2 separate regions of the Homo sapiens genome follow, and region 1 is linked to region 2. A link is a loop called in an ENCODE intact Hi-C map of the cell type or tissue named here. Cell type or tissue: Caco-2. All regions are shown on one strand. Links, peaks and the distances in the headings refer to the core of each region. The heading gives the core; the rest is flanking DNA. Region 1 holds the start of ZNF233 (zinc finger protein 233). Region 2 holds the start of ZNF112 (zinc finger protein 112).

What was found. Peaks named below come from ENCODE experiments on the same cell type or tissue, not always from the same donor. Only the 100,000 strongest peaks of a DNase experiment are listed, where the experiment ranks them.
Region 1: a loop joins it to region 2, with 15 times the contacts of the local background. A loop is called at or near these places in 1 of 110 quality-filtered maps.

Annotation. Positions count from the first base shown.
Region 1 is chr19:44,257,353-44,262,738 of GRCh38, reverse strand. ZNF233 (zinc finger protein 233) reads right to left here and starts at 2,853. Exons shown (of 5, transcript NM_001207005.2): 1 at 2,801-2,853. In Caco-2, for the core only: no CTCF peak of the experiment used is centred there; a DNase peak (open chromatin) is centred at 2,818; H3K4me3 peaks cover 1,566 bases.
Region 2 is chr19:44,353,555-44,358,940 of GRCh38, reverse strand. It overlaps ZNF112 (zinc finger protein 112), which reads left to right and starts at 2,261. Exons shown (of 4, transcript NM_013380.4): 1 at 2,261-2,315. RefSeq lists an enhancer at 1,952-2,452. In Caco-2, for the core only: no CTCF peak of the experiment used is centred there; a DNase peak (open chromatin) is centred at 2,230; H3K4me3 peaks cover 1,482 bases.

The sequences.
Region 1 (5,386 bases), core at 75-5,074, 96 kb after region 2:
CTCGTAGGGTTATTAAGAGGTTTCAGTGAGTATATACAAGATAGCATTCAATACAGATAGCTACTCCTGTTCGTGGGTCCTCCTACTTCAGGCAGAAACACTCTAGTAGGGACGAGAGCAATGTATTCTCTTCTGAAAGCTAGGGAGAGAGATCAATTTTTAATATCCAATTCCCTTTGTTCTGGTCCTATATTTACCTGCACCCTCCTGCTCTGCTCAGTAACAGGATTTTGCAAGACTTGACATTTCACGACATTTAGTAGAAAAAAACAAATGGGGTTTGGGGTGCCTGGCTCAGCTCTGCTCACTACATGTACCAGGGCCACTTTTCGAGGCCTGAATTTCCAGACTTTGTTCATTCCTAGGTTGTCAAGTCCTCTCGTGCCTTTGCTCCTGCCACTCTGCCTCCAGAGAGGACCAGCTTCCCTGTCCTTCTCTTGTAATCCCTCCTCTTGGAAGCCTTCAGCGTAGCTGGGGCATTTGGGGTATAATTAGTAAATCAAGCATCTGTTTTGCCTGTGAGATAATGAACATTACTCATCTTTTTACCCCAAGCACCTAGAATATAGTGAGTATTTGATGCACACAGAATCAAAGAATGACACACAGTCAGACAAGGATTGTACTAATTGATCTCCAAGATTCCTTTAAGCTACAAAATTCTCAGGCTATTAAATTAATTGGGAGGAGGAGAGGATGAACTTTATATGTCAATTTCTTCTGCGTTTTTAATTTCATTTGCTTTGCTCAAGCAACATCAAGGTCATCCTTAAAAGTGAAATCATTAGGCCAGGCGCAGTGGCTCACGCCTGTAATCCCAGCACTTTAGGAGGTCAAGGCAGGCAGATCACTTGAGGTCACGAGTTCGAGACCAGCCTGGCCAACATGATGAAACCTCATCTCTCCTAAAAATACAAAAATTAGCCAGGCATGGTGGCGGGCATCTGTAATCCCAGCTACTCGGGAGGCTGAGGCACGAGAATCACTTGAACCTGGGAGTGGGAGGTTGCAGTGAGCTGAGATCGTGCCACTGCACTCCAGCCTGGGAGACAGAGGGAGACTCAGTCTCAAAAAAAAAAAAAAAAAAAAAGTGAAATCATTCATAAAAGGGTCAATCCATAGACTGTGGATAATGTAAACCCTATCTATTTATTTATTTTAATAGCAGTGTCAGGTATTTACTCAAATGTCATCTCCTCAGAGTTCTTCCCTGCAAATCCTTAAAAAAATTTTTTTTATTATGACTCTTGAGCATCCCCCAGTCATTGCCTAAACTGTGAAACCATTTCTTTTCCTCTTTTTAATTTTTTTGAGACAGACTCTCACTCTCTTGCCCAGGCTGGAGTGCAGTGGGATGATCTCAGCTCACTGCAACCTCTGCCTCCTGGGCTCAAGCGATCCTCCTGCCTCAGCCTCCCAAGTAGCTGGGACCACAGGTGTGTGGCTAATTTTTAATTTTTTTGTAGAGATGGAGTCTCACTATGTTGCCCAGGCTGCTGTTGAACTCCTGGGCTCAAGCCATCCTCCCGCCTCAGCCTTCCAAAGTGTGGGATTACAGGCGTGAGTCACTGCACCCCCATGGGACTGACATTTCTCAGGGCTGAAGGAGAGTGGCACAAAGGTCAAGAACCCACTCTGCCTGAGCTCAGCCTGAGCTCAAACTCCCAGTTCAGGCTCTTTCCTGTTGTTTTACTTTGGGAAGATAAATGTTTTACCCATCAGTGTTGTCATCTGTAAAACAGGAATTACAATATTATCTTTGTTCTGAAGATTAAGCTAATTAATGCATATAAAGCCTATAGAAGAGACCCTGGCACTCAACGTATTAACAAATTTTATTATTACTCATTCACGAACACATGCCTAATCCAACCTCTCATTTATTCCATAAATATTTGAGCATTTGCCCAGCAGGAAAAATAATATTGCTAATGAGTGTGGGAAATCTGTTCTCCAACTAAGCAGAAATAGCAATAGCATATATTAAGTCCTCTCACGTTGGGACAATGTTACCAAGAGCCAGGGGGTCAACACCCTCCTCTCTGCAGCCCTCCGGTTAGTCAAGGCTGAGGAAGGAAAGGAGGTTGGAAGATATCTAAACTCTGTTTCTGGTCCAGGATGAATGACAGTGGACATCCCCAGGCACCACATGGAGGTGAGACACACTCATGCCTTAAAAGGGAAGGAAAAATAAAAAAGATGGAGAGAAAATTGACACCCCCGTCCCCCCACGTTAGGAATCCAGGAACAGCCTCGCGAGGTGCAGAGATCAGAGAAGGGCGAGTAGCGCTGCACCTGGAGCTCAGAACCCACTGCGGGCTCACAGAAGCTTTCAGAGACTGAATGCCTCTCCTCTCCAGGAAGAAATAACAGATTGGCAACAACCAGCCACCTTTTCAGTGTGTGTCAGGATCGGTCCTACGCATTTTTACATCTATTTATCTTAAGTAAATCTCACGAAACCCCTACCAGTTAGGTACTACTATGAAACTCACTTTACAGAGGAGAAACGGAGAAATTAAGAAACTACCAAGATTATATTGCCAGAAGACAGCAGAGCGTGTGGAAGGTGGGGAAGGCGAGGGAACTTGAGCGCCCGGGAGACCTTCAAACCAAACGTGCGACCAGGAGCCATTCCCAACTTGGAGACCCATGCACCGCCCTAAAAACAAAGGGCAAGCAAACCGTCGTCCCCGCCCTCTGCGACTTCCCTTCACTGAGAGCGAGGGCAGGCACCTGCGAGTCCAACGCCCAGGCCAGGAAAGCTCGCCGTAGATGCAGAGGTTCCGCGCTGACTCACCTCCCAGAGGGGATAGATGACGGCTGCTTCGCCCTCCTGCAGCGGAAGTACACAAGGTTGCAACGGCTTCTGCACTACACTTCCCAGAATGCCCGAGCGGAAACAGGCTACCGCCCTGCCCAGCCAAGAGGGACCAAGAGGGGCCAGGTGCAGTGGCTCACGCCTGTAATCCCAGCACTTTGGGAGGCCAAGGGGGGGTGGATCACTAGGTCAGCAGTTTGAGACCAGCCTGGCCAACATGGTGAAACCCCGTCTCTACTAAAAATACAAAAATTAGCTGGGCGTGGTGGCACATGCCTGTAATCCCAGCTACTCCAGAGGCTGAGGCAGGAGAATTGCTTGAACCCAGGAGGCAGAGGTTGCAGTGAGCCAATATCGTGCCACTGCACTCCAGCCTAGGCGACAGTGAGACTCCAGCTCCAAAAAAAAAAGAAAAAAGAAAAAAAGAAAATCAAGAAGAAGAGAAATATTTACAGTTCTGTACGGTATTGATACTGTAAGTTTACACCATCTGTTTACAAAATAAACCATCTTTCTGAAATGGCAGGCAGCTGCAGCTTCAGACCTCATTCTACAGTACATATCAAGCAATTCAACTTTTTCTTATAATGTCATGACTTTTCTATGCATCTTGGGAGCACTTGCAACATCACTAGTGGCAGTTCACATAGGTCCCATGGTAGTATTCAAGTTTTATAGTATTGCACTAAACACAATAAAAAATAAGAAACCTTTAGATCACTTTTTACTGTAATACGCAATTTACTAGAGAGATGAACTGCTCACTTTGAGATGATTAGCATTACTTGGAATTTTAAGCAGATATTTACACACATGAGCTCACCACAACAGTGACAGGAGATAGCTATTAAATTATTACAGTAGCACAGCATGTACTACAGTTAACTTTATGCAGGCTTGATTTAATATTGCATCTTTGTTTTACATTTCTCTTGACTGTGAACGTACAGTCTGTGTTTGTGTGTGTAAGTTTTTATAAGTTTTACCTTTTTTTAATAGATTCATGTATATTTTATGGTAGTAAATGATAAAATAGACTAATATCTACATATATTTTATGCATTCATGATATACCTAAATTTTTCTTAATTGTTTGATATTTCTAGACTACACGGCTTATCTGTGAGCTTTTTCAAATTGTTGCAAATTTCCAAAAAAAATTGCAATATATTTGTTGAAAAAAAATTCACATATAAGTGGACCCATGCAGTTTAAACCTGTGTTGTTCAAGAGCCAACTGTATTGTAATTTGGAAAAAAACAACATCTAAATTATATCTTGAAAATGCTTCTTCCCTTATTTCAATTTAAATTTTTTTTTGTATCCACTCAGCTTGCTCTTGAGATGATAAATGCAATAGAATGATCATCAATAGATCAAGTCAATGTGGTATCAAAAATGAAGTAATATTTAGCAGCCTTGTAAAAGCACATATATCAGGACTTCTTGCAGAGGCTTTGTTTCCAATGTGATTTTCTCTAGAAAGGAGAAAGTTGTTTTATTTAAGTTATGGGGGTGGGTATTGTGTATAGAGTGGGGAACTGCCTTTGATATTTTCTATCACAAATTTTTTTAGCTCAGTCAGCAGAATTTTATTATTTTAGCACCAAAGGAATCCTGAATCATGTTTTGTTTTCATCTCAAAGTATTTTCTAATTTCCCTGTAACTTCTATCCCCATCGGTTTTTATGAGTGTGCTGTTTAATTTCCACACATTTGTGAATTTTCCAGTTTTCCTCATTACTGATTTGAGTTTCATTTTTTTGTGGCCTGAGAATACATTTCATGTGACTTTATCTTTCTGTTGATACGTGAGATTTTTTATTTTTATTGAGACCTGTTTTGTGGCCTAATGTATGATCTATCCCAGAAAATGTTTCATGACCACTTAAGAAAAATATGTATTCTGCTGGTTTTAGGTGGGGTGCTTTGTATATATCTGCTAGGAGTTTGGTTTATGTTTCCAAATCCTCTAATTCTTTATTGATCTTTTGTCTGGTTGTTGTATCCATTATTGAAAGTGAGATACTGAAGTCTGAAAACATTGTAGAAATATTTATGTCTCCCTTCAGTTCCATCAATTTTCACACCATATATTTGGGGACTAGCTGTGTAATGTCTGTATTGTTATATCTTCTTGATGGATTGACTCTTTTGTCAATATATAATGTCATTGTTTGTCTCTTGTCAAGTTTTTTACCTAAGTCGATTTTGTCTAATATTAATACAATTACTTCAGTTCTCTTTTTTTACATCCTGCATGGAATAATTTTCTTCCATTTTTTCACTCAACATTTTTTGTCTTTGGATTGCAAATAAGTCTCTTATAGACAGCATATAGTTGGATCATGCTGTTTTATCCATTCTGTCCATTTTTGCCTTTTAACTGGAGAGCTTAATCTATTTGCATTTAAATTAATTCCTGATTTTAAAACGGCCTTGCTTCTTTCACTTTGTGATCTGTTTTCTACATGGCTTATCTTTTTTGTTCCTAGGTCTCTTGATTAATGCCTTCTTTCCTAGGTCTCTTGATTAATGCCTTCTTTTCTGTTTGATGTTTTTGCA
Region 2 (5,386 bases), core at 327-5,326:
ATATCTCCCTGCCCCCACCACCCCTATACGCTTCTGCTAATAATTGCCCAACACAGAACCAGATTGGGGGTGTGGAGGTCGGGAAAGATTGGCTGCAGATTCCCCCATTCCAGCCCCATAAAGCAGAGTGAAGAATGGTGGGTTTGGAGATGAGACAATATTTATTAAATGCACACATGAATCATTTAGTTGTATTTTTATTGATTTCTAGCCAAATTTCATTGTATTCAAAAGCATATTTAGTATTTCAGTATTTTGAAATCCCGTATCATTTTGCTAATTTGTGCAAATCTTATGTGCACTTGAAAAGATGCGAATTTTAGTTTTTGCTAGAATCTTTTGTTCCCCCAGCTTCATATAGGTGTCAAAAGTGCTGCAGAGCTTCTAGGCTTTTCAGATCCTAAACTAGACCATCATCCCCAGGAGAAAAGTAGCCCCAAATGCATGACTCTCCCAAGTGTTTCTGAATTTTGGCCCACCATTTCTCCATTATCTTGTCTTTTGATGCCTTTTGACATTTAAAAAGTTTGCTCATCTTTCCTCTGCCAGATGTTTGTTCCAAATCACTCATTTTATTATTACTGGAAGTGGAAGTACACAAAGTATTATTCTGTCCCTTTTATTTTTAAAATTTCCTTTCATTTTATAAAAAAAAATCCCCTATTATCAGATTGATCCTCTTTAATATGTAAACCGTATGTATTTTCAGAAACATTTCCTTGGAAAGGAGTTGTTAAATAAAGAATCAAATAGTCTCATCTCTTAATAGTGTCTTTTTTTTTTTCTTTTGAGACGGAGTCTCGCTCTGTTGCCCAGGCTGGAGTGCAGTGGTGCGATCTCGGCTCACTGCAAGCTCCGCCTCCCGGGTTCACGCCATTCTCCTGCCTCAGCCTCCCGAGTAGCTGGGACTACAGGTGCCCGCCACCACGCCCGGCTAATTTTTTGTATTTTTTGTAGAGACGGGGTTTCACCATGTTAGCCAGGATGGTCTCGATCTCCTGACCCCGTGAGCATTTTCACAGATTGGTCGTTATGTCTTTTTATTTTCCTCTTCCTTTTCTGGATTGAGTCAACCCATTCACCGTCCTCCCTGAATCATCCTGTCCTCCATAAGACAACTTACAATATTTGCTATATCAAGAGCAGGGTGAAAATAGGTGATAGATTTTTCTCAAAGAAGAAAAAAATTTCGAGGTTTTACAAGAGACTTATCCCTTCCCATAATAATAACATTTTGTCTGTATCAGTACAGCCCTTCTATTTGCCTTATGACTTGCATTTCATCATCAGTAGTTAAAGCAGAGGAAACGTGGGAACCATTTACTGTTTCTGCTTATGGCCTCATCAACGGTTGCATCTGTTTTTTTGTGGATTCTTGGCATCCACGTTCTTGTGGATCTTGCAACAAACACATTATGGTAGGTAGCAGCAGCACTATCAGTTTCAGACGCGTCCACACCAAAATGGAATAAAAAGGTAATCGAGTCAAAGAAAGGTTGAGATCCTGTATTCCTTAAATTCGGTGTCCAGTACAAATCAGCCCAATTTCCTTTAAGTACCTGCATTTTTAGCGCACACATCGCTTCCATTCTGTAATTCTTTTCTTTTTTCTTCCTGTATTGCAAGCTTCTCTGTTCTCTCCTTTATGGGATATTTTCTTGGTAAGTAGGTAGGTAGGTAGGTAAAGTCCGCTTTGGTTGAGTTTATTTGGGTTTGTGTCGCGTTTGAAGAAAAATAAATTCAAACTCTAGGGGGAAGGCAGTAGAACTGGACTAGCAGTATAAAATTGGATGGCTAACCAAAAGAGAATAGTGACTATACAAATACTGACTATCCAAACGAGAAAGAGACGACTTAAGGGAAAGTGCTACCCTGCAAGAAATTCCGGGAATTGTCCAGAAGATCCACAGGGTCAGAGACACACGCGCCAGGAAAGGCGCCTTTCATGCACGGTCCGCTGGGTAAAACAGAGAAATATATATACGAGCTCTCTGTCTTTGGAAGCATTTCGGTTCCAGGAAGGGGGAGTTAAGGAATTCCTTTGGGACCGGCACATGTGAAATATCATCCAGGCTCTCAGCTTGGCACCCGGTACTTGCGTCCTAGGCAGGCAGATAAGTGGAGAGTTTTTCTAGGAATTCTGGGAAATGTAGTTTGGGAGCCCCGTGTAGTCGGGTAACTTCCGCTCTAGGAGGCTGAGGCCGTCTCCCTGATCCCGTCGGGAATTCTGGGAAGCGTAGTCCAGGAGGTCTCGGTAGGCAGAGCCACTTCCGCCCCAGGTACGCTAGGCCGCGGCCTTCGTTCCTCCCAGAAAGGTGAGCGCTCCCCGCCCTGCTTCCTGCTCCTTCCGTCCATACTGATGTTCGTTTTGTTGGGGTCCAGTAGCAACCGGGCAGTAGCTCTAGGGGAGGATAATCCACTTGCGGCGAAGGGCGGGATTTGTGTTATCTTTGAATGAGCCTTCTCCAGTGTGGGGCAGCTGGCGCATCCCCACTTAGCGCCGGGGGTCCAAGATCCTACATCGCAGGGACTGGGGATCTCCTGGGTTCTGTACTTCCCCAGCCCTTTCCCCTGACCATCAACCAGCTCTGCCACTTCCTAGCAGTATAATAACAGGCGAGTATCTTAATCTCTCTGCCTATGTTTCTTTTTCTTTAAAATGGTACTAGTATCTATCTAATGGAGTTCTTTTGAGAGTTAAATAAAAAGACTTGGAACAGAGCCTGACAGGTGGTAGAAGATGGGTCTCTTGTTATTAGCACTTTTTAATTTTCTGAGAAGGACTCAGTTCCCTGAAAGCTTCTGTGAACCCAGGATGGGGTCAGAGCTCCAGCTGCAGAGTATCCCTGGCCCTTTTCTGATCACTGAGAGATTTTTCTTTAGGACAGGATCACTCCTGGCTGTCTGGGTAGTCCATTGTAATTCATGCAGGAGTTCTGATTTCCCCCATCCTCCTTTCCTTCTTTAGCCTTGACTTCTTGAAAAAGGCTGCAGGGAGAAGGAGGGAATGACCCTTTGGCACTTGGCAGCGGAGTCTCACCTGAGTAGTACTTATCATCCTTTCTTTTCAGGGAAGACGATATTTCCATCATTCACTGGCAAATTCTGCTCGAAGATGCGCTGATATTTGTTCAATAAATGCAGAAACGGATGAGGGAGTACTTGGGCATGAGTAATAAAGATAGTATTTAAACATTTAGTGCTGATCATTCTAAGAGTTTGATATGAATTAACATCTTTAATCCTCACAAGAGCCCTTTGAGCCTGGGTTGGGTACCACCATTCCCATTTTAAAGATAAGCAAACAGACATAGAGCATAGGTGGTTTATCTTTAGGTCACCCAGGTGGTAAGAGCCTGAGCTGGGATTTGAATTCAAATAGTTTCCATCCATTGCCTTAGTTCTTGATGTGTTTAGTATCAGCTTCAGAACACATATTTGGATTTTACTAGAGGACCGTGAAAGCAAGGTTAATAAGCTTTGAATTTTTGATTTTTTAAAATTATCTGTAATTTAATTTTATTTGAAATATTTATAGTTCATATTCTGATTATATAAATTATTGCATATTGTAAAAGATTAAGAAAGTATAGAAAGTGTAAAAGAAAAAAATTATGCTAACCACAAGATATAACAGTAACAATATTAATATTTCAATGTTTTCCTCTTCCAGTAGACTTCTTTTTGGATTTTCACCCATGTTTAACCAAATAGGCTTCATAGCTTTTATTTTTCCCTTAAGTTTTTACTATGGAAATTTGTAAGCATAGCCAAATGTAATATGACTAAAATAATTCTGTGGAAGCGTCACCCAGCTTCAACCTTTGTTAACATTTGCCAGTCTTGTATCAACTCCCTGTCCCTTTTTTTTTTGTTTCAGTATTTTAAAGCAAATCTCTAACATCGACTTAGTATAATATCGTTTGATTGATTGTCATAATTGCCAAACGTTGATGATCATAAATTGCTTATATCCAAGACTTTGAAAGGGAAATGCCAGCAGCTACTCTAAGGTTTTCATTCGTTGAAGCTTACAGAATGGTCCTTACTTGAGGAAGCTAGGGGATGCAAGAGAATTGTACCTTGGAGAAGGATGGTGATGAATTTTGTGTTCCAGTATAGAGTTTGCCTTGCCTAAGTCTTATAGCTCTTTGTTTCTTATTTCTCTTTATCTAAATCCATACACTGAAAGTTCTTCTATTTCTGGGACCATGTCATACTTTTCTCCATGTGCCCAGCACATCGTACAAGGTTGTTAAGGGTTTATGGTTAGAGTAGCTACTCAACAGACAGCTGGCATCAAGGATTTGCAGTGTGGAATTGGAATTAGGTATCAAAATAGAATAGAAATAACCCCTGGATATATTCCTTAATCTCACTTAATATTGGTAGGTTATATAATCCACCAACTATTTCAGAGTATTGAAGAGTTGAAGAGCAATGATTGGTTATGTTTTGATAATCTAAAAAAATTCCTAAGAAACAAATTGTTAGAAATGGTAACAACATTTATAGACCATGCCTTATAACTGAGGTTGTGTTTCCAGGTTTTTAAAACAGGTTTTTAAAAAATGTTTTTACAGTGACATTGACTATTTTGTTATTTTTGGTATACAATTCTATTACAACACAGGCATAGTTTGTATAACGACTACCGTAGTCAGAAAAAGAACAGTTCCATCACCCCAAAAACTCCCCTCATGTCTTCCCTCATAATTACCCCTCACCATACCTGTAACCACTGGCAACTACCATAACCACTAAAACGCTATAGTTTTGTCTTTTTGAGAATGTCGTATAAATGAACTGATGCTATATGTTAACATTTGAGACCGGATTCTTTTACTCAGCAAATTGCTCTTGACATTCATCAAAGTTGTTATACGTATCAATACTTCATTTCTGTTTACTTCTGGTTAACAGAAGTGTCCACTTTATGGATGTATCACAGTTTATCTATTCTCTGGTTGATAGACTTTTTCCTCCACTTTTTGGCATTTATGAATAGAGCTGATATAAACATTCATGTACAGTTTTTTTTGTGCTTATTTCTGTAGGGTACGAAGCCAGGAGTGTGGTTACTGGATCATATGGGGAATGTATGTTTAACTTTATAAGATGCCAAACTGTAGTATCTGTACCATTTTGCATTCTCACTAATGATGTAGAAAGTTCCAGTTTATTTACATCTTCATCAGCACTTAGTATTTTCCTTATTTTTTTTTATTTTAGCCATTCTAAGCATTGTGACTTTAATTTACATTTCCCTAATGGCTAATGGTGTTCAGCAGATATTTCTTTTTTTGTTATTGTTTCTTTGCCATCCTTATATCTTCTTTGCGGAAGTGTCTGTATGCATGCTTTGCCCAGTTTTACATTGGGTTAT